Regions from separate parts of the Homo sapiens genome. Here regions 1 and 3 are each linked to region 2. The links are chromatin loops, found by intact Hi-C in ENCODE. Cell type or tissue: heart right ventricle. All regions are shown on one strand. Each heading gives the region's core, and the rest is flanking DNA. Links, peaks and the distances in the headings are about the cores only.

Region 1 (9,777 bases), core at 1-5,000, 52 kb after region 2:
GGTTCTCTCCAGAGACTTCTACCTCACTCTGTCTACTCTTTTTTTTTTTTTTGGAGACAGAGTTTCACTCTTGTTGCCCAGGCCGGAGTGCAATGGCGCGATCTCATCTCACCATAACCTCCGCCTCCTGGGTTCAAGTGGTTCTCCTGCCTCAGCCTCCCAAGTAGCTGAGGTTACAGGCATGAGCCACCACGCCCAGTTAATTATGTATTTTTAGTAGAGACGGGGTTTCACCATGTTGGCCAGGCTGGTCTCAAACTCCTGACCTCAGGTGATCTGCCTGCCTCGGCCTCCCAAACTGCTGGGATTACAGGTGTGAGACTCTGTCTACTCTTCATTTCTTGCTGAGCTTTTACCAAAGCCCAGTCACAATAGTTTGAAGGATGAGCAGTATATCCACTCCTTTAAATTGTATCCATTCTTCCTGTGGCTCAGGATGGACCATCAGAAGTCTGTATACCTCACCCACTTCATGTTCCCTTTCCCCTTTCTCCCTTCTCCCTTCCTCCCTGCTCTCCACCTACCCAGCTGTGTTCATTGAGTTACATTTCAGTATTTTGTGGTTTATTTTCATCAAGGGGTACCACAAGAAGCAGCTTTATGCAATTAATTTTTTTGTTCTGTTTATTGTAGTCATCCTCAAATGTCACTGTGTAAAGTGTTGTTGTTGTTTTTAAATTCAACTGTCCTGCAGTAACATAACATTTGAGAAACAGAGACAATGTAATAAGTTTTCATAAAGCTAAATTAATGTAGAGAAATTTTTATCATGAAATGCTATCTTTTCAATTGAGGGAAAAAGCAAAAATGTCCTTTTTAAAGTGAGAAATGGCTGTGTTTTCTCCTAATGGATAATAAGAGTCATGCCACTTGTGTTGAGCTTTTTACTTTCATTGTCAACGATATTTCTGAAAGCCCTTATGCTCTGCATATTTTGTTTCTTTTTTTCTAGTCCAGATTTCTCCTGGTGATAATTAAAAAAATTTTTACATTTAATTATTACTATTATTTACACTTACCATTTTACTATGTATATTTTTGTAGTAAGCTATCTTAAATCTTTAATGGAAACAGTGTAGGGTATAAATGCATTTCCTTTACATTGAGAGACTTGCTGGACCTTTACTTGTTTATGTTCTGTTTTTATATCTTATCATTATGCTTTTATATGTGATGTTATTGGTCCTCTGTCATCTTTGTTGCAGTATTTTATTCAATTCTATAATAGTCTACTTTAATCTTAGTTTTGTTGGTATTCATTCTGTAAAATATTTTATATAACCATGCCTTTCTCTGATTTTCACTCATGATTAAGCTGTTAGAAAGTTATCGCATTATAGTTGGAAAAGAGTTTTCTTTGGTAATTTATCGGGGTTTTTGATGTCAAGTCGCATGTCTGTAGACTCTACAAATTCAATGTATTCTAAATTGAATTATGAATTTTCCTTTAGTCTTGTTCCTGCTTTTATTTCCTTATTTTTGAATGTCACCACTATCTACCTAATGACATAGACAAAAAGCTGTAAATTGTCCTATACTTTTTTTTCTCCTTGTTCCCTTTGTCAAATTGGTTACCCAGTGTTGGAGAGTTTCTTCCCCTCAAAAACCTTTCAAATATTTATCCTTCTCTGCCCCTTTCTTTCCACCCTGTACATACTGCCTTGTTTCAAACCCTCATCATCTTCCTGCATATATCCTACAGATGCATAAACTCAGTGGTTTTCAAGTCATCTGTTATGGGAGTTTTTGGTAAAAGGTGCCCTGTTCCCACTGCAGTGATGGTAGCCCTGTTTTAATCTTTAATAGAATAAGCGTTTGTGGATTTCACTGGTCTCCTTACCACTCTTCACTTCTCCTGCCTTCCATCTGGCTGCCTGACATTTTGAAAACAAAGCTAATCATATGGCTTTTTTCCTGCTGAAACCTTCCTTGGTCCTCATCATGTAGGGTGGTATTTGTAAACTCAAAACGCCTGCAGGGACTAGAAAGGTGAGTTAAATGGATGAAGTGAACTGGATGCAAGAGCAGTGGGAGAAGGGAGAAGTGCTGTGGCAAACTGTCCCATCTAAAAGGGACGCCTGCCTCTTGTATCCACGTGGGAATGTGGGCCCACTTTGTCATAGTGCCCAGTTTTTTAAAAAGAAGCCAGAAATTCAGATTGTTATGAGAAATGTTCTGATTGAATATTGACTTTAGTCGAGTTTTTAAAATGCAGACCAACATTGTATGTACTTGACCTACTTGGAATTTCTGGAATGTGCTATTTTGTCTTGTGATTCTCTGTAAATGATATTCCCTGTTTTTTTTTTTTTTTTTTTTCTTTTTTCCTTTGAGATGGAGTCTCTGTCGCCCAGGCTGGAGTACAGTGGCATGATCTCAGCTCACTGCAACCTCCGTCTCCCAGGTTCAAGTGATTCTCCTGCCTCAGCCTCCCGAGTAGCTGGGATTATAGGCATGTACCACCATGCCTGGCTAATTTTTGTATTTTTAGTAGAGATGGGGTTTCACCATGTTGGCCAGGCTGGTCTTGAACTCCTCACCTCAAGTGATCCACCCACCTCGCCCTCCCAAAGTGTTAGTATTATAGGCGTGAGCCACTGCACTCAGCCTGATGTTCCCTCTTTTATAAGTGCCATTCCTTCTTCCTACCTCACAACCTAGCAAAATTGGATTCTTCAAAACGCCAGGTTGGCCTTTCTTGACTCCAAAAGAGGTGACTCTTGTAGCATTCTTACAGGCCTAACATAGCACTTACTTTATGTTGCAATGCTGTGTGCAATGCTGTGTTTTTTTACTCACTAGCTCTGAGCAAAACATTATTTATTCTTGGTAATTGTAACACTTGGTAGTGAAGACATATTTTTTGCCATATAATGGATTATACTTTGTATTTGAATCCATGTGAATCAGTAGCATATTGGTCTTCATTGTTTTTCCTCCTTCTCCGACGTTTTTTTGAGACAGGGTCTCACTCTGTTGCCCAGGCTGGAGTGCAGGGCACAATTACAGCTCCCTGCAGCCTTGATTTCTCAGGCTCAAGCCATCCTCTTGCCTCAGCTTCCCTAGTAGCCGGGACTATAGGTGCATGCCACCATACTCAGCTAATCTTTTTAGGTTTTTAGTAGAGACAAGGTCTCACTATGTTGCCCAGGCTGGTCTTGAACTCCTAAGCTCAAGCAGTCCTCCCGCCTTGGCCTCTGAATGTGCTGGGATTACAGGCATGAGCCACTATGCCTAACCATATTTTTTCCAATATTAAAAAATCTTTTTTTCCCCCTAAGGAATGTGTTATATAAGGTCAACATGTTTTTAGTGCTTCAGTTTGACTTGTCTACATCTAAAGTTAACTCTTTAAGGCTTACATTTATGATTATAATTCTTTCCATCGAGGGATTTAGTCTCCATTATTGTCATGTTTCTTGATTTTTTTCATTATACTTGGTTCTTCTTTTTGTCTAGGTTTTATATATACCTTAATTAATTCTTTCTTGGCTGTTTTATATCTATGTTGCTGTCAGCATGGGAATCTCTATTATTAGAAAGCTATTAACTTTTAAAATATGTATCTTTTGGTGATTTTCTTTGTTCTAACAGTTTTAGATGGCCTGTTTGCTCTTTCTAAATATAAAATCATAGGTATTTCTATTTTGTTTTTGTGTTTCATAAAATTGTAATAAGTTTTTTTGATATTTTTTCATTACATATGAAGTTAATTGTTGGTTTTAAACAAATGTTCTTTGTTAGGATAACAGAAATAACATCTTCTATTCTTGTTTGTTGGAAGCTAAAAGCTTGATAAAAGGAATTGGTGTCTTTTGATACAATCAAATTTTTATCACTTAAATTGCCTAATATGATTATAATAAGGGTTTTTGTAATATTAAAACATCCTTAAATTCCTGAGATAAAACTCTACCTGGTTATAGTATATGTTCTTTTAATGTATTATCTTTCCTATTTGCTGTACATCTATACATTCATAAATAAAATTCATTTATATTTTATGTGTGTGTGTAGTAATTTCCTTTTTATTTTTACTGGCATATGGCCAAACTATAAATCTTTTTCTAAATACTGTCTGGAGCTTTTGTAAATTGGTTTGTAATGCCATTTTTATTTAAAAAATAATGTATTATTGTATTTTTAATTACCCTGTTATTATTTAGGAATATTTTCCCAAAATTATTTTTTGAAAATATATCATTGTGGAAATTTTGGAGAGTACAGGAATGTATGAAGGAGGTCATATTAATCATCTCATAATACCACTGTATAATCGCTCTTAATACTGTATTTTTTTCTTTCTTTCTTTTTTTTTTCTTGAGACAGGGTTTCTCTGTGTCACCCAGGATGGAGTGCAGTGGTGCAATCACAGCTCACTGCAGCCTCTGCAGCCTCTGCGTCCTGGGCTCAAGTGATCATCTCACTTCAGCCTCCTGAGTAGCTGGGACTGCATGCATGCATGGGCCATCGCGCCCAGCTAATTTTTTTTTTTTTTTTTTTTTTTTTGGGGAGACAGGGTTTTGTCATGTTGCCCAGGCTGGTCTTAAATTCCAGGACTTAAGCAATCCACCTGCCTCCGAGGTGGAGTCCTGGCTTCCCAAAGTGCTGGGGCTGCAGGTGTGAGCTGCCAGGCCCAGGCTTTTTTCAGTCTTTTTTATGCATATTTCCTTAAATATCGAAGGTATGCTATACAGACAATTTTATGCCATTTGGGATTGATATTATTGTGTAAGCATTTCCCTTTGTAATTGAAAGTATTTACAATTACACATGATGGTTTCATTATATTTTTAAAGTATTATTTAATAATAGTTCTATCGTTGGATATTTATTGTTTGTAACATTAATGGTACAAAAATCTTTGTCTGAATTTCTGATTTTTTTTTTTTTGAGTTGGAGTTTTGCTCTTGTCGCCGAGGCTGGAGTGTACTGCTGCAATCTTGGCTCACTGCAACCTCCACCTCCCGGGTTTAAGCGATTCTCCTGCCTCAGCCTCCCGAGTAGCTGGGATTACGGCATGCACCACCACACCCAGCTAATTTTTTGTATTTAGTAGAGACAGTTTCACCATGTTAGTCAGGATGGTCTCAAACTCCTGACCGCAGGTGGTCCGCCTGCCTTAGCCTCCCAAAGTGCTGGGATTACAGGTGTGCACCACCACGCCCAGCCAATTTCTGATTATTTTTTAGAACAATTTTTTAGATGCGATTATACTGTGCCAGAAGATAGGAATAGGATAAAGACTCAAAAAGAATTTCAAAACTCTCTTCCAGAATAGCTGCACCATATTACACTCATCGTCAGCATAGGAATTGCCTCTCTCAGTACACTCGATAGCCTGTGTTAGAAAGCACATTCCCAGGAAAGGCACAGAATATATTTTGTTTCCTAAGGGGTTCTTCTGGACAGATATTTAGAAAAATACATTAGTATTGATTTTGACTTACCCAACCACAGCTATAATTTAATGTTTATTATACAATAACATGATTAAATTATGTACATTTTCTGATGTTTTGTCTTTACTGAGATTTCCTTTTGGATTTGTGTTTGCATTGTCACTTTTTTTTGGTGAACTGATCACACATTAGCCTTCTAAAAGTAATATTTTATTCTCATGGTGCCTCATAGGTGCTCACTCCAGATATTTATCTCCTAGATACATTTTCAGTTTACTCAGAAGAGATGCTGCCTCGTCTGGCATATATAGCAAGCTCTCAGTTTAATGAAGGAATGAATGTCTGCTAACTTGAGTTGACTCTACCTACTTTGAAGATAAACTTGGGGACTGGGCGCGGTGGCTCACGCCTGTAATCCCAGCACTTTGGGAGGCCGAGGCGGGCGGATCATGAGGTCAGGAGATCGAGACCATCCTGGCGAACACGGTGAAACCCCGTCTCTACTAAAAATAACAACAAACAAAAATTAGCCTGGCGTGGTGGCAGGAGCCTGTAGTCCCAGCTACTCGGGAGGCTGAGGCAGGAGAATGGCGTGAACCAGGGGGGCGGAGCTTGCAGTGAGCCGAGATCGCTCCACTACACTCCAGCCTGGGAGACAGTGAGACTCCGTCTCAAAAAAAAAAAAAAAAAAAAAAAAAAGATAAACTTGGAAAAGCCTCAGATAAAACCTTCCTTTGGCTCAAACTTTTCTACAGGTTCATGAAAACAAACCAGAAAACATGAGTGGATTGTTCTGTTACTTGTTTGGGTAATGGAGACTAGAGGAGAGTCCCCATCACAGCTCCTCTGACAGTATAGCCTGCCATTCTCTCTGTCTTCTCCACTTAAGACTCAAAAGAGTCCCCTGATTGTCCACGCCTTTCTAAGTCAAAGATACAGGGACAATAAGGGCTCACACAGAGTGTAAAGGTCAAGATAGGTTAGGTTATTTGCAGCAATGAGCAACTCCCAAGTCTCGTGGCTTACAACAACAAAGATTTATTTCTTACTTGTGTTCATTATAGTCAATTTCAGCTTTGTTCCATGTCATTTTCACTTAAGACGCAGGTTGAGCATCCCCCACTGGGACCAGTGCTGGTGTCCTGCCAGGGGAAGACTACAGCTGGCTCTTCAACTTCTATTCTCACTGCATTGGCCAAAGAAAGTTGTATGGCTACCCTGTGTTCGACAGGGTGGGGATGTGTAATCTTACATGGAGGGGCACTGCAGGTTACATGACCAAGTTTAATGTCAATTGACAAGGACAATAATACGTCCTCAGGAAGGGACAGTGAATATTTTCAACATAATGCAGTCACCAAGGAGGAAGCTCAGGCAGGTGGCCTTTCTTGTGCTGCTGCCTTGGGGAGGCAGAGTTCCCTTTAAGGTTGCTGTAGAATTTCTGATGGTAAACTTTTATTGTCTCAACCAAAAAGCGGCAAACATTGCCAATGTGTTGACAACAGAGGTCAACCAAGACAGCACAGAGTTCTGGTTTCTGGCCAGAGGGACCCAGACCAGCACTAAGCTCCTAATTTAAGAACAGCATGGGTGAGGGGCAGAGCCGACAATCCTTCAGACTGGGGTATGGCTTAGGCCAGGGTGACCAACTATCCCCGTATGCCCAGGACGGAGGGGGGTTCCTGGGACAGTATGGGGCACAGCTGAGGCATTCTTTGTGCTGCCTCGTTTCTGCAGTAATGCAGACTTCCTTTGAAGCAGAGTTGAAGAGGTGAGCTGATGCACTGTGGCAAACATTTATAATCCCTGACTGAATTAGCAAAGCCTGGGAAGTGGTGTGTGTGTGTGTGTGTGTGTGTGTGTGTGTGTGTGTGTGTGGTGTGTTGGAAAAGGAAAAGCTCTTTTTTTTTTTTTTGAGATGCAGTCTCGCTCTGTCACCCAGGCTGGAGTGCAGTGGCACGATCTTGGCTCACTGCAGCCTCTGCCTTCCCAGGGAGAAACTCATTTTTCATTTTCATTTTTTCATTGTATTTAGGGAATAATTTTTATTTGATTTGATGTTTAATTTTTTTTTTTTTTTCTTGAGACAGAGTCTCGTTCTGTCACCCAGGCTGGAGTGCAATGGCACGATCATGGCTCACTGCAACCTCCACCTCCCGGGTTCAAGAGATTCTTGTGCCTTCGTTTCCCTGGTAGCTGGGATTACAGGCATGTGCCACCACACTCAGTTAATTTTTTTATTTTTAGTAGAGATGGGGTTTTTCCATGTTGGCCAGGCTGGCCTTGAACTCCTGACCTCAAGTGATCCGTCTGCCTCAGCCTCCCAAAGTGCTGGGATTACAGGCATGAGCTACCATGCCCAGCCAGAGAAGAATTTTTTAAATGTTCATTTAGCTCCGATAACTAGAAATAATGTGTTTCAGAATATACTTGATGACCTTAAGGACAATTAAAAACAGGGTGCCACTGCCTAAATGATTATAGAAAATCAAATACAATTTGTCTAATAAATCACAAAAAGAATAAGCAAGCAAACAACAACAACAACAAAATGGAGCATCCAAAACAAAGTAACAGAAATAGGGCTAAACATGCCAATCATATACTTTCTCGGTCAATGGTTGTAGTTGCAGGCTGTAGAAAGCAATTCTGGTTTAAGCAAGTCAAGGAATTTGTTAAAAGAATATTGGGTGGCTTATAGACTCTGAAGAGCAGTAGAGGAAAGCTCGGAGGCCGTGCTGCTGGAACCAAGTTGTGCTTAAGAACCAGTCCATTAAGACACCCAACGGGATGCTGCAGGCAGCATTGCCAGCAACAGGGATGTTACATCCTGAAAGCTGAACTGCTGCCACCCAGTGTCCAAATGATTCTGTACAGTCTTTGTTTCTCTGGATTATCAGCTTCTGATTTCAAAGTGAGGCTGTTTGGGGTACAGCATTGTGGCGTACAGCATTGAGGGGTAGAATCTATATCATGTCACTCTGCCCCAGCTGCGAGGAAAGATGAGAAAGTCTCTGGAATTTCCAGCTTCTGTAGTGGGAGATGGGCTCCACTTCAGAGGAGGTGAACTTACTCAACACATGAGGATTTACAATGACAAATGCCTATGCCGTTTCATTGCTTTGGCATGCCAACATCTTCATACACACTTTTCCCATTCTTACTTTAAAAAAGAAGTAGGGGTTTTCTAAACACTCTTAGATTTTCTTTTTTGTTTTTGGCCAGGCGTGATGGCTCACGCCTGTAATCCCAGCACTTTGGGAGGCTGAGGTGGGCAGATCCAAGGTCAAGAGATTGAGACCAATCTCCTGGCCAAGATGCTGAAACCTCGTCTCTACTAAAATACAAAGAATTAGCCGAGCGTGGTGGTGTGCACCTGTAGTCCCAGCTACTCGGGAGGCTGAGGCAGGGGAATTGCTTGAACCCGGGAGGTGGATGTTGCAGTGAGCCGAGATTGCGCCGCTGCACTCCAGGCAATAGAGCAAGACTCCGTCTCAAAAAAAAAAAAAGAATGCTTTTTTTGTTTTTGAGATGGAGTTTCGCTCTTGTTCTCCAGGCTAGAGTGCAATGGTGTGATCTCAGCTCACCACAACCTCCACCTCTCAGGTTCAAGCGATTCTCCCGCCTCAGCCTCCCGAGTAGCTGGGACAACAAGCACGCACCACCAGGCCTGGCTAATTTTTGTATTTTTAGTAGAGACGGGGTTTCACCATGTTGGCCAGGCTGGTCTTGAACTCCTGACCTCAGGTGATCCACCCGCCTCAGCCTCCCAAAGTGCTGGGATTACAGGCATGAGCCACTGCACCCAGCCTCTTAGGATATTTTTAAATGGGGCAAAGAAAACCAAAATAAATCATATCTTCAATATGACTTCAAATAATAATTGAATAGGAAAAATATTAACAGTGTTTATTTCTGGATGGGGTGTCTCTTCACACCCTTCTGAACCTTCTAGATTTTCTGCAATGAGCATGTGTTATTTTTAGCAGGAAAACCATTCAAAAGAGAAGATGCTCAAAACATAAACAGAAATCATGTCCTTTTCCTGGTATGCGTCAATCCAACTTGGCCTTACCTTGTTGAAATCAATGCCTCCAATGCCTCCAATGCCCTGCTGGGGATGATCCCATCCTAAGAGTCCACTGCATGGCTGATCTATTTTCTAGTGCCCACTTCTCAGGAAAGATGCCATCCACCTCCTGTGGGAATGGATATTACTTATTCATGTGATGAGGATAATGAGATAATGAAGAAATAGATGCTTTTTTTTTTTTTGAGATAGAGTCTTACTCTGTTGCCTAGGTTGGAATGCAGTGGCGGGTTGAAACCTCCCAGGTTCAAGCAATTCTCCTGCCTCAGCCTCCCGAGTAGCTGG
Region 2 (10,298 bases), core at 3,423-8,422:
GGACTGTCATCCTAGAGCTGATCCTCACTGTCATCCTAGGCCATGGAATGACGTGCTCTGCCGTGCAGGCAGAATGTCAAGATTCTTTCATCAGCTGACACAGTTGGTGAGCACCTGTAGTCTCAGCTACTCAGGAGGCTCAGGTGGGAGGATCGCTGGAGCCCAGGAGTTCGAGCTTGCAGTGAGCTGTGGTCGGGCCACTGCATTCCAGCCTGGGCAACAGAGCAACACTCCATCTCTTAAAACAAAAACAAAAACAAAAAAAACCGTCAGTGTCAAACCACCCATCTTCAAGATTTTTACACATCAGATTACGCCAAGTAATTTGATAGCACTTGGATAGCAAAGCTACAAAAGTGAAGAGGAGGAAGGGTGGTAGGAACTCAGTCACATTAACTCCAATGTTCATTATTTTGTTTCATTTTGGCTTTTTTTCCCCTTAGCTCCTTCTTCACATCGTAGAAACATGGCATATAGGGCTAGAAGCAAGAGTAGAGATCGGTTCTTTCAGGGCAGCCAAGAATTTCTTGCGTCTGCTTCAGCGTCTGCTGAGAGGTCCTGCACACCTAGTCCAGATCAGATCAGCCACAGGGCTTCCCTGGAGGACGCGCCTGTGGACGATCTCACCCGCAAGTTCACGTATCTGGGGAGTCAGGATCGCGCTCGGCCTCCCTCAGGCTCGTCCAAGGCTACTGATCTTGGAGGAACAAGTCAGGCCGGGACAAGCCAGAGGTTTTTAGAGAACGGCAGTCAAGAGGACCTCTTGCATGGAAATCCAGGCAGCACTTACCTTGCTTCCAATTCAACATCAGCCCCCAACTGGAAGAGCCTCACATCCTGGACGAATGACCAAGGCGCCAGGAGAAAGACTGTGTTTTCTCCCACGCTACCTGCCGCCCGCTCTTCTCTTGGCTCTCTGCAAACACCTGAAGCTGTGACCACCAGAAAGGGCACAGGCTTGCTTTCCTCAGACTACAGGATCATCAATGGCAAAAGTGGAACTCAGGACATCCAGCCTGGCCCTCTTTTTAATAATAATGCTGATGGAGTGGCCACAGATATAACTTCTACCAGATCCTTAAATTACAAAAGCACTAGCAGCGGTCACAGAGAAATATCATCACCTAGGATTCAGGATGCTGGACCTGCTTCCCGAGATGTCCAGGCCACTGGCAGAATCGCAGATGATGCTGACCCAAGAGTAGCACTTGTTAACGGTAAATACAAAGGGAAGACACTTTGGGCTAGTACATTTGTTCATGATATACCAAATGGCTCTAGTCAAGTAGTGGATAAAACTACTGATGTAGAAAAAACTGGTGCCACTGGTTTTGGCTTAACAATGGCAGTCAAGGCAGAAAAAGATATGTTACGTACTGGAAGTCAGAGTCTGAGGAACCTGGTCCCCACCACACCTGGGGAATCCACTGCCCCTGCACAAGTCAGCACTCTGCCTCAGTCACCTGCTGCCCTTTCCTCAAGCAACAGAGCTGCAGTCTGGGGGGCCCAAGGGCAGAACTGCACCCAGGTTCCTGTTTCCTCTGCCAGCGAGCTCACAAGGAAGACAACAGGCTCTGCTCAGTGTAAGTCACTGAAGGACAAAGGGGCCTCTGTGTCTTGAGTCTGCAGCAGAGTGGCTATGGCTGGTGGTTTTTCCTTGGATGTTCCCCAGTTCTTAAAGGGTAGAGAGTTAGAGGGTTTTGGTTATGGGGTGGTCTGGTGAGGAGATTGACTAGTGAAGACAGGGAAGGGCCAACCAGTAGAACCACAGGGAATAAACTGCCACATTTATTGACAATAGGAATATTTCAACTATGATTTAAGAAATAAACATAGCTTTCACAGGACTCTGAGGTCCACATTTTTGTTTTATGGAGGGGCTGTCTAGATGCTCATGGGCAAAACATAAATCATAGGAATTTTCTTGAACATGGCCCCCATTTCAGATATTCTTTCCCATTGTGAGACCAAGTGCTTTGATTTTTGGTTTAAACATTAAGATCAGCATACATGCATCCTTTTTTGTTTCATAGATTCTTTATCTGATGTCACAAGTACCACATCTTCTAGGGTGGATGATCATGACTCAGAGGAAATTTGTCTTGACCATCTGTGTAAGGGTTGTCCGCTTAATGGTGAGTAACCTAAGGACTTTTCTGTAAGCTTCCACCTTTTGGCCATTGTAAATAACACTGCTATGAACATGGGTGTGCAAATGCCTTCTGAAAACCCTGCTTTCAATTCTTTTGGATATATACCCAGAAGTGGAGTTGGGGGATCATATAGTACTTCTATGTTTAATTTTTTTTTTTGAGGAACTATTATTCATAGTGGCTATACCATTTTTCTTTCCCACCAGCAATGCACAAGCGTTCAAATTTCTCCACATCCTCACCAACACTTGTTCTTTTTGTGTGTGTTTGTTTGCCTTTTTTGTTTGTTTGTTTTGAGACGGAGTCTCACTCTGTCACCCAGGATGGAGTGCAGTGGTGTAATCTCAGCTCACTGCAACCTCTGCCCCCTGGGTTCAAGTGATTCTCCTGCCTCAGCCTCCCAGGTAGCTGGGGTTACAGGCGTGTGCCACCCCGTCCGGCTAATTTTTGTATTTTTAGTAGAGACGGAGTTTTTGCATGTTGGCCAGGCTGGTCTTGAACTCCTGACCTCAAGTGATCCACCCGCCTCGGCCTTCCAAAGTGCTGGGATTACAGGCATGAGCCACTGTGCCCAGCCACTGTTTGTCTTTGATAGCAGCCATTCTAACAAGTGTGAGGTGTGGACTATAATGAGTGGTTGTGTACTTTTCAGTCAGCCAAGTCTCAAGTAGGGCCACTCTATGGGTGTCCCTGCAGTGTCTAAACCTGTCTTTTTTGTTTGTTTTGAAGTTGTCACACATCTTCATTTTGAATATTTCAAAACAATTTAAACATAATATAAGGCAAATTTTGAAAAACAGAACTATCTTCTGTCTTCCTGTACTGTAGCTTATAACATCAATTCATTCTTCAGCCGGCATTCCTGCAATGGCTGTCTTTTGTATGCCTAGCCCTGTGCCAAATATGTAAGGGGGATGTAAGCTAAACCATAGTGCAGCCTTCTCTTTAGTAAGTTTATAATTAAGGTAGGGCATGAAAACATCCATAAAATGCCAGGCATGGTGGCTTACGCCTGTAATCCCAGAACTTTGGGAGGCTGAGGCAGGTGGATCACTTGAGGCCAGGAGTTCAAGACCAGTCTGGCCATCATGGTGACAACCCATCTCTACTAAAAATACAAAAATTAGCTGGGCGTGGTGGCACATGCCTGTAATCCCAGCTACTAGGGAGACTGAGGCAGGAGAATTTCTTGAACCCGGGAGGTGGAGGTTGCAGTGAGCCAAGACTGCGCCATTGCACTCCAGCCTGGGCGACAGAGTGAGTGAGATTCTGCCTCAAAACAAAAACAAAAACAAACAAAAAATTTGCAAATGGGAAAACTGCGTGAAGTAAGTAAAAACATATAAAAAATTAACCCCCAACTGACTATTGGGTACTGGCTAAAGGAATGCAAAAAATACAAGTCAGATGGGGATGGAGTGAGATTCGTTAAGAGAATCTTTCTGGAAGAGATGAACTGTAGGCCAGGGCTTCAAGGAAATAAAGGCTGTTGCCTCTGCTGGAGAGCATTTTGGCTTCATACACTTGGGGGGGTGCAGAAAGGGTAACTAAATTTCTGGTTACCTCGAATTTCTATCTGGGTGGAGTGACTTTGGGGGCAGTGGGGAATTTTTGTTTCCTTTTCTTTTTCTTTTTTTTTTTTGAGACAGAATTTCACTCTGTCACCCAGGCTGGAGTGCAGTGGGGTGATCTCGGCTCACCGCAACCTCCACCTCCCAGATTCAAGTGATTCTCCTGCCTCAGTCTCCCGAGAAGCTGGGATTACAGGCACCCACTACCATGCCTGGCTAATTTTTGTATTTTTAGTAGAGACAGGATTTCACCATGTTGGCTAGGCTGGTTGTGAACTCCTGGCCTCAAATGATCCGCCTGTTTCGGCCTCCCAGAGTGGTGGGATTACAGATGTGAGCCACCACACTCTGCCTGAATTTTTGTTTTCTGATGAGTCTCCAAGGTAATGAAGGAACCTGGATAATGGACACACAGCAGTGTCAGCTGGTATAGATGGAACCTGTCTGGCAGGGGGCAGGGCAGGCATGGATGGGGAAAGCTGGCAGTGAACTTGACTGAATTGGTTAGAATCCCTGCTCAACAGTCCCTCAGACCCCTTCTTTGTCTTTGTAGGTAGCTGCAGCAAAGTCCACTTCCATCTGCCTTACCGGTGGCAGATGCTTATTGGTAAAACCTGGACGGACTTTGAGCACATGGAGACGATCGAGAAAGGCTACTGTAACCCCGGAATCCACCTGTAAGTTGGTGGCTGTACTCTGGCTTTCAAGAGTCCAACATTATCAAAGGGAAGCATTAGTGCTAGGCTCAGGGGAAAAAGAAAAAAACACTTTTCCATCAGAATCCCATTCGAGTGTGAAATACCTCTTGAGATAAAAAATGGCAAATGCCTGCCGAGTTAATGAAGGAAAACCACAGCTGGGTGGGTTTGAGGTCACACTGAGCCTGGCTAATACCAGAGATCCTGGGAATGTTTGCTAACTCAAATGAAACAAACAGTGACATGATTATTTGTTTAGTTGACAGTTGTCTGTGTCCTGCAAAAAAACACAGTTCAGTGTCCGGCTCGTATCCTGATCAGTTCATCACAGAACTATTAAAAGTACTAAATGATTTAGGACAAAAGAGCCTTTGGCTTAACTTCATAATTTAAAAACACGGTTTGAATAATTTCATATAGTTTTACTGTAGAATTTTGTTGTATACTTTAGCATTTAATACCTCCCTTATGTTTGCTATTTTCTCTAGCAAGGCATCTAAGAGGGTACCTTACATTTCTGCTTCTGGCCGAGCGTGGTTGCTCATGCTTGTAATCCTAGCACTTTGGGAGGCTGAGGCAGGAGGATCACTTGAGCTCAGGAGTTCGAGATCAGCCTGGGCAACATGATGAAACCCTGTCTCTACCAACAATACAAAAACTAGCCAGGCATGGTAGCACGCACCTGTGGTCCCAGCTACTCGCTACTCGGGAGGCTGATGTGAGAGGATCACTGGAGCCCAAGAAGTTGAGGCTGCAATGAGCCGTGATTGTGCTACCACACTCCAGCCTGGGTGACAGAGTGAGACCCTGTCTCAAAAATAAATAAGTAAAAACATTTCTCCTTCTGGAAGAGCTGAAATGGGTGATACCCATATGACCGTATTTATCTATGGTGTGCAGGGATATAAGAAACATCCCAGTTTTATAAGGAAATTCTTAAGGGGGAAAAGTTACATTACTTTTCATCATATGAGAATTTAGTGATTTGAGGGTGGAGATTCTGTGTTGCTGGATTTTTACCACTAGAGGGCGACATGAGCTACTTTCTGGTTGCTAGGTCTATATTTCCGCTCCCAGGCAAGTGGAGAGCCGGGTTTCTCAACCTCAGCACTACTGACGTTTTGGGCCAGATTCTGTTTAGCACTATTCCTAGCCTCAATCCACAGATGACAGGAAGCACCACCCCCCCACCAGCCCCACTGGTTGTCCTAACCCAAAATGTCTTCAGATGTTGTAAAATACCCACTGAGGTCAAAATCGTTCCTGATTGAGAACCACTGATCTAAGAGGTCTTTCTTAGAGCAGCAATTCTCAAACTTTTTGGTCAGAGGACTCCTCAACACTTAAAATGTATTCAGGATCCCAAAGAATTTCTGTTTGTGTGGAATATAGCTATCAATATTTACCATATTAAAAATTAAAACTGAGAACAATTATATATTTGATTCACTTAAAAATAAGAATAAGCTTGCTATATGTTAACATAATGAACATGTTTCATGTAACTATATTTAATACTATATACATATTCATGTATATCCATTTAATATACATACCCAGGTATATAACTGTGTGTATTTATTTACATATTTATATATAATATTTATATGGATAATTATAAAATAACTGTTTTCCAAAACAAAAAATTTATTGAGAGGAGTTTTATATTTTTGCAAATTAATGTCTGGCATAATAGAAGATAACTAGATTCTCATATCCGCTTCTTTATTCAACCTGCTGTGAAATCATATATTGTGTAGCCTCTGGAAAATTTCATCGTGTATTCCTGAGAGAATGAAAGTGAAAAAAGCAAATAATGTTTAATGTTATTATGAAAATCACTTTAACCTTGCCAATTTTCTGCAAGGGTCTCCACATTTTGATAACGATTTAAATAATAATAAATAATTTTAAAAATGGACCAAATGCGAATTTCTAACTTACTTTATAACATTGAGCCAATCAGGAGTTTTGTGGGCACAGTTTTATTTTGGGATATTTTCTGAGGGAAGAATACATTATGTAACACCATTAATTATGTGGTGCAGGCGAGTCACTTTCCTCTCTGCGTTTCCGTTTTTCTTTTATGTGTAGGACCTGGAGCCATGGAAAGAAAACTTGAAGATCTATTTTAGCCCTGAAAGTTTAATTCTGTGCTCTCATTAGGGAAGACGAGATTGTAGAAAACAGGGGTCAATGAAGCATTATGTTAACTTAATACTTTTCTCTCTCAGCTGTTCTGTAGGAAGTTATACAATCAATTTTCGGGTAATGAGTTGTGATTCCTTTCCCATCCGACGCCTCTCCACTCCTTCTTCTGTCACCAAGCCAGCCAATTCTGTCTTCACCACCAAATGGATTTGGTATTGGAAGAATGAATCTGGCACATGGATTCAGTATGGAGAAGAGGTGAGCACTGTTCCTCCTTGTAGGGGGCTCTTGTTTAAACTTGTCAACTTAAAAAGAACACTGTTGGCTGGGCACGGTGGCTCATGCCTGTAAGCCCAGCACTTTGGGAGGCTGAGGCAGGTGGATCACCTGAGATCAGGAGTTCGAGACCAGCCTGGCCAACATGGTGAAACCCCATCTCTATTAAAAATACAAAAATTAGCCAGGCGTGGTGGCAGGCGCCTATAATCCCCGCTACTCTGGAGGCTGAGGCAGGAGAATCTCTTGAACCCGGGAGGTGGAGGTTGTAGTGAGCTGAGATTTCGCCACTGCATTCCAGCCTGGGGGATGGATTGAGACTCTGTCTCCAAAATAAATAAATAAATAAAATAAAAAGAACACTATTAATAAAATGTTTGAAGCCTACATGGTTACCCGTGGAGTGTGGTAGAGGAAGTGGTATTTTTTTACTTTGTACACAGCTATATTCAATTTTTTTTCAGCAAACATGTACTCCAATTGCAGTCATACATTAAAGTATATATTAATTTTTATTTTTATTTATTTATTTATTTTTGAGATGGAGTTTCACTCTTATCACCCATGCTGGAGTGCAATGGCGTTATCTTGGCTCACTGCAACCTCCATCTCCTGGGTTCAAGCGATCTTCCTGCCTCAGCCTCCCGAGTAGCTGGGATTACAGGCATGCACCACCACCACACCCAGCTAATTTTTGTATTTTTAGTAGACATGGGGTTTCAACATGTTGGACAGGCTAGTCGTGAACTCCTGACCTCAGGTTATCCGCCCACCTCGGCCTCCCAAAGTGTTGAGATTACAGACGTGAGCCACTGCGCCCGGCCATATATTAATTATTTTTAAGGAACCGCTTGAGACATGTCAGCTGCACTTCCCTCTTTCCTCACCATGAGAGGGGAGGGTGGAACCTTGAGATAGCTTTCTATGTATAAACACATAAAATGTACAGAGACTACTGCTTTGAGCTGGAAAAGAGGGTGAGAGTGAGAACTTAAAGGACTGTATGGATGATGGCATGGTTAATTAGACCAGGGAATGTGTTAATTCACTCAAGCAGTGAAACCACATCTGGTACAGATAGTCACTACTATTCATTCAGAGTCTGGATTTAGATGGACTTAAAGGACTGGAACTAGAAGATCCTAGGCTGACCCATAGTGGGGGCATAGTAATAGGGAGGGAAGTTTAGGTGAGCAGAGCCTCTGTCCTTCTGTCTCAGTGTCCCTTCCTCCCTTTAACTCATAGGATTAAAGAGAGAGAGAAAACAGACCTTAAGCAGGTAATGGAATCAGGGTGATGAGAAACAGAAAATGAAAGCAAGAGATTAAAATGAAGCCAAAAATAATGCATGGGCTGGGTGCGGTGGCTCACTCCTGTAATCCCAGCACTTTGGGAGGCCGAGGTGGGGTGGATCACCTGAAGTCAGGAGTTCGAGACCAGCCCGGCCAACATGGTGAAACCCTGTCTCTACTAAAAATACAAAAAATTAGCTGGGTGTGGTGGCGCGTGCTTGTAATCCCAGCTACTCAGGAGTCTGAGGCAGGAGAATCGCTTGAACCTGCAGGCAGAGGTTGCAGTGAGCCGAGATTGCACCACTGCACTCCAGTCTGGGTGACAAAAGTGAGATTCCAAAAAAAAAAAGATAATGCAGGGACAAAGGAATGGCAGCGTAAGGTTCTACATATTTAGGTTGGTGTAAAATTACTTTTGGGTTGGTGGTAATTACTTTTAATGGCAAAAACTGATTACTTTTGCACGGAACTAATAATTACGAGTCAGTGGGCTATACATTTGGCTCTGAGCTGCCTAACTGCCAAAGCAAACAAAATACTTGGGAGAGGCACTACTCTGTTATGTTAGTGAGGCCTGAGAAAAACACCTCCTATAGTGGGCCACATGGCGGGAACCCTGTGTGCTGTGGTGAGGTCCTCAACCACAAACAGCCCTACCATGAATTCAGCAGCATATTGGTTTCCAAACTGTCTTAGCAGCAGATACATTTTATCAAACCATCTTTCAAAGACTCTAAACGAGCCAACTAGAGTAGAGCAGGGCTGCCCTGGTGGAATAGGATATGGGCTCAGAGCTGTCTCCTGGACCCCTCCTTGTTGCTCTTCTCTCTCCTGTGGTGGCCCATGTAGCATCTCTGTGGAACAGAGTTCTGCTGAAACTCCCGTGTGTGTGAAAACACCTATGATATTAAACTTTGCACAGATTCTTTGTATGCTCAAGCCAAGGATGATGTCAAATAAGCGATTCTGTCAGGCGCCTGTGGAAATAAAATTATAAACCCAAATTAATTAGCCTTGGTTAAAATAAAAATAAGCTATAGGTCTTGATGGTTTTTATGTCAAATAATTGGAATTTTTAGTAAGATATAAAGGGGAAGGGTTGGCAAACAAACATTTGCATTCTAGTTACATCAAGGTTCCAGGAGGCCGGGCGTGGTGGCTCATGTCAGTAATCCCAGCACTTTGGGAGGCCAAGGCGTGTGGATCACCTGAGGTCAGGAGTTCAAAACCAGCCTGGCCAACATGGTGAAACTGTGTCTCTATTAAAAATACACACAGAAAATTAGCTGGGCTTGGTGGCGTGCACCTGTAATTCCAGCCACTTGGGAGGCTGAGGCAGGAAAATTGCTTGAACCAAGGAGGTAGGGGTTGCAGTGACCCGAGACTGTGCCACTACGCTCCAGCCTGGGTGACAGAGTAAGACTCCAAAAAAAAAAAAAAAAGGTTTCAGAAACCAAAAGGAACTATTTGGGGGAAAGATACTGTATTTAAATTTAAATTTACACAAGTTCAATCATGTTCTCTAATAAAACATCAAGAAACTTCCTGAGCTTTTTTTTTTTTGAGACAGAGTTTTGCTCTTGTTACCCAGGCTAGAGTGCAATGTTGTGATCTCGGCTCACTGCAGCCTCTGCCTCCCAGGTTCAAGCAATTCTCCTGCCTCAGCTTCCCCAGTAGCTGGGATTACAGGCATCCACCACCATGCCTGGCTAATTTTTTGTATTTTTAGTTGAGACGGGGTTTCACCATGTTGGCCAGGCTGGTCTTGAACTCCTGACCTCAGGTGATCTGCCTGCCTCTGCCTCCCAAAGTGCTGGGATTACAGGTGTAAGCCACCGCACCCAACCCAGCCCTTCCTGAGGTTTTTTTTTTTTTTTTTTTTGAGACGGAGTCTCGCTCTGTCGCCCAGGCTGGAGTGCAGTGGCGCGATCTCGGCTTACTGCAAGCCCCGCCTCCCGTGTTCACGCCATTCTCCTGCCTCAGCCTCCCAAATAGCTGGGACTACAGGCGCCCGCCACCGCGCCCAGCTAATTTTTTATATTTTTAGTAGAGACGGGGTTTCACCATGTTAGCCAGGATGGTCTCGATCTCCTGACCTCGTGATCTGCCCGCCTCAGCCTCCCAAAGTGCTGGGATTACAGATGTGAGCCACTGCGC
Region 3 (10,298 bases), core at 2,026-7,025, 180 kb after region 2:
GGGCATGCCTGTGGTCCCAGTTACTTGGGGGGTCTGAGGCAGGAGGATCACCTGAGCCCAGGAGGTCGCGGCTGCAAGTGAGCTTGATTGTGCCACCACATTCTAGCCTGAGTGATAGAGTGAGACCCTATCTCAAAAAGAAAAAAAAAAAACAACCACACCCACAAAAGAACTAAGAAGAGTGTCCAGTTGTCTCAGCTTCTCAGTTTGATTCTGTCCGTACTTCTATATTGTCCGTTGCTTTTATGCAAAATGAGCTACATATATTAACTATATTCAGCCCAAATTAAAAAACACAAGTTTTTCACTTTGTTGCTTTTTACCACATCCCATGCAGCCTGTGCTCTAATCTGTGCTTTTTTCCCTGGTGCATTTGATTTAGAATGCTTGCTCCCTCCCTTGCCACTCCCTTAGGTGTCTAAACCCAAAGTTAAACCAGCACCAAGAACCCTTTTTGTTATTACGTCTTTGAGCAGATACCTTTTGATCCCATAGCAGGTGTTAACCATCATAGGGTATGAAAGGAGCATAAGACTTAGTCCCTGCCCATGAAAACTAAGATGTTTTTGAAAAGACAAGATTTGGCGTCAAGACCGGATGAATGAGTGCAGAAGCGTAGCACTTCACGGATTATCCATTTATATAACAGGAAGCATTTTAAATGAGCAGTAAGGCACCATGTGCAAAACAAAGAGCTAGTGAAGGACATGAAGTGGCCGAGGAGTTGAAGTGCAACTGTCCTATGCCGTGAAAGAGAAGTGGGGGCCGGGTGGGGTGGGTGTGGCAGCAGGGTGGGGAGTGGTGGATCCAAAATGAGTAAGATATGCTTCGTGTAAAAGTGGACAACTGGTAGCTTAAATAATGCCGTTTCGATGAGTCATGTTTCAAAGGTTTAGGGAGAGACACAGGTGGGGCAATGAAGGCAGTGCCTATGGGACGCTTATTAGGACTTCAGTTTCCAAATTAACACAGTGAAGCTTCATTTTGGAAAACATAAGGATCATCTTCCTTCTTTTTTTATTGCAGTAAAATATACATCAAGAAATGTACCAATTTAACACTTTTAAATGTATACTTCAGTGGCATTCAGTACGTTCACAAGGCTGTGTAACCATCACCACTATCCATTTCCAGAATTTCTTCATCATTCCAAGCAGAAGCTTTCTATGAGTTTTTTTCTAGATACCTCATGTAGGTAGAATCATACATTTTGTCCTTTTGTGACTGGCTTGTTCCATTATCATGATGTTTTCAAGGTTCATCTGTGCAGCAGCATGTATAGAATTTCCTTCCCTTTTAAAGCTGAATGATATTCCATTGTATGGCTATACTACATTTTGTTCATTCATTCATCTGTGGATGGGCATTTGAGTTCTTTTCATCTTTTAGGCTGTCGTGAATAGCGCTGCTACGAACATCAGCATCTCTTTGTCATTTTTCATTGCTGAAGGGGAAACGACCAGTTGCACTGGTGCACATGTCGTATCTCCTTACTCTGTTTTGCTTTGTGTTTGGCACTAGTGCAATATGAAATTATTCGGTGATTCATTTACTTGATCATTTCTCCTTTCCCCCACTAGGACTTAAGCACCTCAAGGGATTTCGCTTGTTCATGGTTGAGTCCCAGCTTACAAACTGTGTCCAGCACACTTAATAAACATTTGTGAACATGAGAAACTTGGAGTAGTGAGGGAAGGGAGAAAGAGATGAAGGGTTTTCTTCCATAAACTCCTAGTTGAGATGCATGTGCTTTATGTGATCTAGGAGGGTGTGAGTCCTGCGGTACTTGATGGAGCGGGCAGGATTATGTTCTGGAGACACAGCTGTTTTTCTCTCCACTTTTGAAGAGAACTGCCTTTGTACAAAGTTGTGCAGAACCAGTTTTGGTGTGGAAATATCCTGCAGTGATAAGTTACGGGTGAGCTAGTAGAATAAACTGGAAATCAGGAGACCTGGAATTAACTGAGCTTTGCCATTAATTCAGCCATGTACCTTTGGATATATCCATATGTCGTTGTGATCCCTGATGTATTCTAGATGTAACATTGTATGTTGTGTTTCTCTGCTGGTCACATTTCCTGTCATCAGGAGATTAGAACCTGGAACCAGCTATCTTGAGCTGGAATGTCAGGGACTTCTGAGTTTCTCATAGAAGACACGTGCAATCTAGTGCATGAGTGAAGAAGGAATTATTGAAAGACCTTTCTTCCTTGTCTGCAGCTGTCGACAGGGTGAAGAGGCCGTCTCCGGAATCCCAGAGCAACAACTTGTGGGTCATTGTTGGCGTGGTCATCCCAGTGCTGGTGGTGATGGTGATTGTTGTCATCCTCTACTGGAAACTATGCCGCACAGACAAGCTAGACTTTCAGCCTGACACTGTGGCCAACATTCAGCAGCGTCAGAAGGTAACGGGCAGCCTCTTCCCCCAGTGTTCCTATAAGCAGTTTTGTGGGGCAGGGATAGGATGAGTTTGGGCTCTTGATACTGAAAGATGAGGAAGAGGGAGGGCTATTATGGAAATCTTCTGGCTTTAATAGTGGTATCACTTTGCCTTTGTTTCTGCTTCCTGAAACCCTCCTTCTGTGGTAGTAAATACAGTCCAAGAATGTGAAACTGTATAAAAGCCTAGCCATGACATGCCCTCCGGGTTCTACTATGATTTTATTTTGTATTTTTTGAGACAGAGTCTGGCTCTGTCACCCAGGCTGGAGTGCAGTGGCGTGAGCTTGGCTCACTGCAGCCTCCGCCTCCTGGGTTCAAGCGATTCTCCTGCCTCGGTCTCCGAATAGCTGAGATTACAGGCGTGTGCCACCACACCTGGCCAGTGTTTGTATTTTTAGTAGAGACAGGGTTTTGCCATGTTGGCGAGGCTGGTCTCGAACTCCTGGCCTCAAAAGATCTGCCTGCCTTGGCCTCCCGAAGTGCTGGGATTACAGGCATGAGCCACCGCACCAGGCCGAATTCTGATTTATTTTATCCCTGGATATTTTCAGAGGATAGGAGCCAAGGCAGACTTTCTCAGATCTGTTTATCTATTTTGTGTACAACTCCATTGGTCAGTTGCTTTATTTTCTGTTCACCCTATTTGGAAGCCCACTTACCCACCTTGATCATTAAAAACGAACAATACATACCTTGAACATTTTAACTTAAAATATATGAATGGACATTTATTTGCCAATCCTTCAACATATCCCAAGTCTTGTTTTGTTTTGAGTGTTGGTCTACTGAGAGGAATTGTGTTTGGTCTTTCTTACAATAAACAACACCCATGACGTGTCAGTTTCAGGTTCCAGTTTGGGTTTCTTTAGAGAAGAGCAAAGCTACCTGAATGCAAAGTTCTCTCGATTTTTAATACCTCCCCCCACTCCCTATCTTAGAGAAGAGCAAAGCTACCTGAATGCAAAGTTCTCTCGATTTTTTTAATACCTCCCCCCACTCCCTATCTCCTAATTTTGCAGACTTTTGAGTTAATTCACTCACACCTAATTTGACAGCAGATTTTTTAAGTAACCCCTCTTTCCTATGTCTTTCCAAAGCATTCAACTTAAGTGTTTATAGAAATAGCAATTTTCTTTTCCAACGTATGTTTCAACAGTTTCCATAGTATTCGAGGGTCACATCAGGTTTCAGAGCAAAGACATTGACTTTTGGTCAACATTGAGCTCACCTGGTGTGAGCAAAAACATGCCAGGCCTAGAGGAGCACTCACTAGTACAGCATAAGTATCAGTCAGCGTGTTTACCAAGGGAGTGGAACGTGGTAGTCAGTCCACTGTTACTAACAGTCTGCTGGATTAACATGCACTTTCCGTGGGTCTCCCAGATTTGGAGGACTCATCCTGCTTTAAAAGCTTGATAAAAACAAGCAAAAGTCAAAAAACAAAGAATAAAAGATTGCCCTATTTATTTTTAAACTTTATTTTGGTTGTCTTGGGTATGAAAAATTCTGCATATTACAAACCTAGACCTGTCGAATGGAAAAAAAATATGCATTACTTTAAAATTTATTTTACTTTTGTAAAAGCAAAGAAAGAGTATTTGTCTTTTCATATGAATTAACAAAAAAATGCAAAGTATTTATTAAATTGCAAGCTTATGGCTATCAAGTACATGAAAAGCATTTTATACATTAATGTTATGTTTGTTGCCTATCTTTGTTTATTATTTACACAGTCTGCTAAGGTTCTTTTGTTGTTCTTGTTATACTGGTGAATGGCATGGGGAAACCTGGAAAAAAAGTGCTGGGTATACTAAATGATTCATAGTGTGAATTTCACTGTAATAAGATCAACAATAGGTTTGGAAATGTTTTTGTTCTGTTGAAGAGTGTTGTTACAGAGGGAGTTAACCAGTGTAGACGGTTATGTATTTAGGTCTTTTATGGGCCACATTTCCTAACGTATACACTGCCATGGAAGTCCATCTATTATCTGTAACTTCAGTAAATTATCAGAGCACAGCGTCTCTTGGGGTCAAAATGGAATATTCCCCAAGCTTTCTCCTTCTCTCACTTTTACTTCCTAAACATTTTCAAGTCCCAGATGTGGCTGTAAATCAAATGGACAGAGTTTCAGATGGAACTTCCAGCCCTTAGAGCTGCTCTTTTTCCTTCAGGGCTGCAAAGACCTGCCCATACATCCTGACAACAGGTTTACAGAAAAGGTCCTGCAGGGAGGATTCCCCAAAAGAATAACTGTCTTCTGACACTGTTAGGAGGGCAAAGCCTTGCCAGTGTTGCAGAAGCTCAGTCGTGTTTTGCTGGCACAGGAACCCACCCTATAGATTTTGTCGTGTGTTTAAAATGGGAAAATGATCTCTTCATTTAGTTTAAAAACAAATGTCTTTAGTTCATACGTGTTTCTTTTAAGGTCATGTGGCCATAGCAAAGGGCCTCTAGCCTCGTCCTCAGGGTAATGTGCAGAGATGTCACCCTCCCCTATGACTTCAAGAGCTCTGTCTCCTGCTCATGTGGCTGTTGTCTCTCTCTCCGTTCTGCTCTCCCCACCTCCTGATGCGCCTCACCATACTCTCGGAAATCCTTCAGCAAATCCCAGAGCTGCAAACATCTGGAAACAATAAATCTGCTGACCTAAAATCTGCACCCCCCTTCCCCTCGTAACGAGAAGGAAACCTCTTCAGATTGTCTGGGAGTAGATTAATTTTGAAATATGATAGGAGGGAGAGGCCATTCTGTCTTGTTTTGAGGCACAGCCTTTGCTTATTTTCAGTAATAAAGAAGAAAACCCCATGCTTTCTTTTATCTGTATTCTCTATCTGTAGACTCAAGTCATCATTTGTTACTGTTGCCTAAAAAACTCCAGCCCGGATCCTCTTCATCATGAATGGCATTGGCTGGATGCCACTGGCCTCATGGAAACTTATTCCTTCTGATGGGGGATAGTCCACACCTCGTTACTGGTGTCAGACCAGAGCTCCTGACTGCCCTTGGTTGCTTCTAAAGGGCAGCACTTTGGGCAACCGGCTGGAGCTGCCTCAGGCACTGGGTGTCACTCACCAAACATTGAGCATTTGCTGTGAGCCACACCAGATCCGGCTCAGTTACCAACACAAATAGCACGCGATCTCTGCATTCCAGGGCTTTAGCAAGGGAGAAGGACGAGCCATCCGAAAGCAGACATCCAGGAGTATAAGGATGTCTGGAGAACACAGAGGAGGGGGGCACCCCATTTGCAGTGGTGGGGTACTTCTACCTTCTTCAAGGAGGTGACACCAGGGCTGAAGCTTCACGGTGGAGATGAAGGCGGGCCCAGTGGGGGAGCGGAGGGCAGCTCAGGAAGCTAGAGCAAAGGTCATAAAAAAGGGCACAGCCGAAAGCCAGGTGGCAGAGAGCCAGGCCCTGGGGGGTTTTCAGGACATAGAAGGGATTGCAAATTATGCTGTAAGCAGTGGGCAAGCATTGAAAGGTTTTCAGCAGGGAGAGCAGCTTGAACACATTTGCTTTTGGAACGATCCCTTTGGGAGGCAGTATGGACAGTGAATTGAAAAGAGGCTCTGTGAGCATATCGTTCCATCTCAGCCAAGGTCAGCTCATTCCCTATGGTTGCTGTTTGATTCTCTGCAAAGGTCGCCTGTCACACCTAACGTGTAGGTGGTCTCAGTTCACCCACAGCTGGCTGACCGTGCCGGGTGTCACCTGTGGGTGGGAGAATCTGGGAGCCCTGCTCTCCCAAACTCCGGGACCACAGGGTTACGGGAGTGCCCGTGTGGGGCTGCACTGAAGACAAACAGATGGCAATAACTTTGCCTTGTCTCCACTTCCTAAATGGAAGCAGCATGGTGGTTGTGGTGACGTTTCACAAATGACATCAATCAGGTAATAAATGCTTTCAATGGCACTCGCTACATGATGGCAAATTTTTGTTCAGACACTTTTGGGATTTGCTCTGTGTTTCTATTGTCATCTCAACTCCTTCCCAGGGGCTCAGGCTAACCCGAATACTGTGGGCTTCACTGCGTTTTGTGCCACCTGGGCTGTACTGTATTTATGGCCCACGTGTTCACATTCATCAGGCGTCTCTCTCATTACTTGGCTGACCTGCCCACCAGTCAGTCTCCTGGGCTTGTTGGTGACGTATTCCGGTGGGGCACAGACACTGTGGCCTGTTCCCTCTGTGATATGTTAAAGAGAGAAAGAACAAAAGAGCCATCCTTCTTCAGAAATAACTCGGTCCTAATATGAATATTGAACACTCTCATTAATCTTGATTCTTCTTTTATAAAATACTGATTAAACCTATGCTGCATGTGGGAGGGAGCTGGAGACATTGTATACCAGCCAGACTGAACTCTAGGTTCTATTTTAAAAGAAGTGGAGAAACTAGAAAAAGTGATCTGGCAAGTAGAGATGAGACAAAAGAAGGTAATTATCTAAGGGAGGAGGGGCAGTGTTCCCTCTAGGTTTTCCTTCTGTGTGTAGATGGCTTTTGTTTTGTGCATAATACGCACAGACTGGTTGCCAAATTTCTATTGGTATAGAAGGTGATGACTCACTCAGTTTGTGAGAAGTGCAAGGATCTAATGGATGTATTTAAAGACTTTGGTCAGAATCAACAGTAAGCCAAGAGGACTTGTATATTTCATTTATGACACGTGCCGTTTTCTTGGTTACCCAGAAAAAAACCAGTCAGTTTGGTACTTCAGTTGAGCGTTTTGAAATTCATCTGGTCATCAGCTATTTCTTGAGGGACCCTGTGTCGCATCTTGTTGTTGACTTAACAAAATATTGTATCTAAATTCTTATTTATAACTCTGATGCCTTAGAATTCTTAGCTGTATATTAACTGCTCGATGTTTCATCAATCAACAGTAATAATAATGCTGTCAGCATCATTTGTAGGGTACTTTGGCATTTATGAAGCATTTTCATGAATACTGTCATGTTTCTTTCCTACATGGGCCCTGAGTGTACGTGAGGGAAGACATTTAGGTGCCTAGGCTTGGGCTACGTAGACCGCCCTATAGAGGCAATACTGTTTGTATTTTTACGTTGTTGACTTTGGAGACCTCCACTTAGGGGAGGCCATCTGTAGCTCCTTTTCCAGTTTTGGTAAAGCAAACCACCTAATTTGTTAAAAACAAAACAAAACAGTTGCCCAGTCATTAGAGGCATTCACTTTCTTAATGGGAAGTATACCAAAAAGGATTTCAGCAAGGTTTATTAAATGATGGAGGTGATGATTAAATGACTGTTTAGTATATCTGTTTTCTTTCGCTTAGAGGCACCTTGTATGTAGTTAAATGAAGTGCTGCTGGGGTAAAAGCAACCCCATAAAATTGGAAATCGCTCCTGTTAGGATTTTTATCATCAGCTGTGAATAAGTGGCATCCAATATCAATTTTCTCAGGCATCTGAAAAAGGCTTGACAGATGGACATTTGAGAATTATATAGATGGATTAGTATTTCATTTCAAGATGAAAATAATATTTATAATTATATATTTCATAAATTAGGACCGCATGTCAAAGTCTGAGAAAGGAATCATCTTAATCACACAGAATGGATTTTTTAATGTGCAGGAGGGTTACCTCTTAGCCTGCCTAATTTTTCATCTGCCCATACATACATCAATGATTTGCTTTCAAGAGAGCAGTTGAATCTTTGTGGAAATTTACAACAAAAGGAAAAAATATTCGACTAGTAAGTGTGGGGTTTAGAAAAGACACATAGATGATTGCTGTTAAGTACATTATGGTAGAATCCAAACGTGTTGCTGTGTAGTTGATCTAAATCCAGTAAGTACACAGGGACAACAAATAAACCAGCAGAGAAAGGGGTCATGGACCAGTGAACAAGTGACTTGCATTCAAGCAACCTGGACACAGATGTGCAGTATCCAGTAATCAATCATTTGAAAGAAGTGAACGAAAGTATCCTGCAAGTCTGAGTAATTGTGCGGGAAAGTATACAGTATTAACTCAGCTCTCCCTTATTTGTTCTTTTGAAGTTGTAATTTTGATCTTTCGGAAGTAAACATGGACCTTTTCACCCCTTTTTCCTTTTAATACAAAATATGTTGTTAAGACCCCAACTGAGTCCCCGTGGACAAGGGTGCCTGCCAGGCTTTCATTCCTGAGGATGGTGAGCTCACGGAAAGCATATGCATTGTGGCACCTTGGGTTTCCCACATGCTGCTGAACAGATCTTGAAGATTACAGTTGTCACATAGACAGATAAAGCACAGAGCCCTGCCATGAGTTTGTCCCCTGGATGAAATGAGACAATGCCCTTGGCATTTCTCACTGCCGTCCTCTTCCCTGTTCTCCTTGTATTCTTCTGCGGGAGTGAACTGTTCTTCAATGGCTGGGAGATGGTCGAGGGGAAGCTATGAAATAAAAACCTCACTGCTGCTGCTGCTGCTGCTGCCACCTCCTCTACAGAATATCTAAGTTCACAGTTTCCCAACGTGGAACGAATTGTCCTATTTCATGGCTGTATTTCTCTCTCAGTTCTTTAAGAGAGAAAGCAAACCATACCACAAATTTATTGTGCCTTGATTGACCAAGACCAGCATTTTGAATTGTGATTTTATTTGATGTTCCCGAGGTTTCTACATCTCTGGGCAGAGCACCGCAGGAAGCTGCTGCATGGATGACAGGCGGGCCTCTCTTCTGTAAAGTGGGAGGACTTGGGAAAGGGAAGGTGGGAGGGGGAGCCAGCATGCTGCCCGGACCACAGGCACATGCTGGACAGCTCTCAGGAAAATCACTAGTGTAGGGAGGACTTGTACAGAGGTGTGCATCTGGAATGATCCCTGTAAAAGGGCTGCCTGCTCCTAGAAAACTGTGTGTCTGCTCCCCGGGGTTTGGGTAGACCAGTTGAAACTCAGGGTGCTAGTCCATGGGTCACAGATGAGAAAATAAACGCATTTTATTTAAATACGTTTTAAATACATGTGTTTAAAGAAACATCTAATGATGAATTTATTTTATGTAAATAAATATTTAATAATTAATTTAAATAATTTACACAAGTGCTTAATAAATTTACTTTAAATAAATATTTAATAATAAATAGGCCAGGCGTGGTGGCTCATGCCTGTAATGCCAGCACTTTGGGAGGCTGAAGCAGGCGGATAACCTAAGGTCAGGAGTTTGAGACCAGCCTGGCCAACATGGTGAAACCCCATCTGTAATAAAAAAATATGTACATAAAAGTTAGCCAGACGTGGTGGTGCACGCCTGTAGTCCCAGCTAGTTGGGAGGCTGAGGCAGGAGAATTGCTTGAACCCAGGAGGTGGAGGTTGCAGTAAGCCGACATCATACCATTGTATTCCAGCCTGGGCAACAGAGTGAGACTCCATCTCAAAAAAAAATCATAATAAATACATTTACTTAAATAAATCATAATAAATACATTTATTTAAATAAATAATAATGGGCATGCAGTGGAACAACAGGTTTGGGTTTGTCATTTGCAAAAGGCTGAGGGGCTGTTATGCTCATGAACTGCTGAAGTGGTGGAGTGGTGTACTCCTGTAACAGGAGCTCTTTAATCAGAAAACAGGAAGTCAGCTTTTGCCTTTTGTTTCATTTTTGTAAATTGTGTTTACTGTAAGTTTTGTCCCCCTCTGCTGGCATAAATCATTATTGCAGATGACATTCCTTCTACCCATTGATCCGAGAATTTCAGCTTATAAAAGATCTTAAGGCCGGTCTCAGTGGCTCACGTCTGTAGTCCCAGCGCTTTGGGAAGCTGAGGCAGGAGGATTGCTTGAGCCCTGCAGTTCCAGATCAGCTGGGCAATGTAGCAAGATCCTGTCTCTACAAAAAAATTT

The links. A loop is a pair of places that touch in the nucleus more often than their neighbours do. Peaks named below come from ENCODE experiments on the same cell type or tissue, not always from the same donor. Only the 100,000 strongest peaks of a DNase experiment are listed, where the experiment ranks them.
Region 1: a loop joins it to region 2, with 4 times the contacts of the local background. A loop is called at or near these places in 77 of 110 quality-filtered maps.
Region 3: it touches region 2 in a loop (4-fold over the local background); 70 of 110 quality-filtered maps call a loop at or near these places.

What each region holds. Positions count from the first base shown.
Region 1 is chr7:139,015,725-139,025,501 of GRCh38, reverse strand. It overlaps a transcript of ZC3HAV1L not described here. Among named protein-coding and RNA genes, the nearest start is that of ZC3HAV1L, 15 kb to the left of the region's middle. In heart right ventricle, for the core only: no CTCF peak of the experiment used is centred there; no DNase peak of the experiment used is centred there.
Region 2 is chr7:139,070,389-139,080,686 of GRCh38, reverse strand. It overlaps ZC3HAV1 (zinc finger CCCH-type containing, antiviral 1), which reads left to right. Exons shown (of 13, transcript NM_020119.4): 4 at 444-1,217; 5 at 2,034-2,135; 6 at 4,278-4,401; 7 at 6,657-6,831. Among named protein-coding and RNA genes, the nearest start is that of MIR10399, 31 kb to the right of the region's middle. In heart right ventricle, for the core only: CTCF peaks have their summits at 5,227 and 5,436 (motif pointing right); a DNase peak (open chromatin) is centred at 5,526; H3K27ac peaks cover 398 bases.
Region 3 is chr7:138,886,449-138,896,746 of GRCh38, reverse strand. It overlaps KIAA1549, which reads left to right. Exons shown (of 20, transcript NM_001164665.2): 10 at 2,221-2,405. Among named protein-coding and RNA genes, the nearest start is that of KIAA1549, 90 kb to the left of the region's middle. In heart right ventricle, for the core only: no CTCF peak of the experiment used is centred there; no DNase peak of the experiment used is centred there.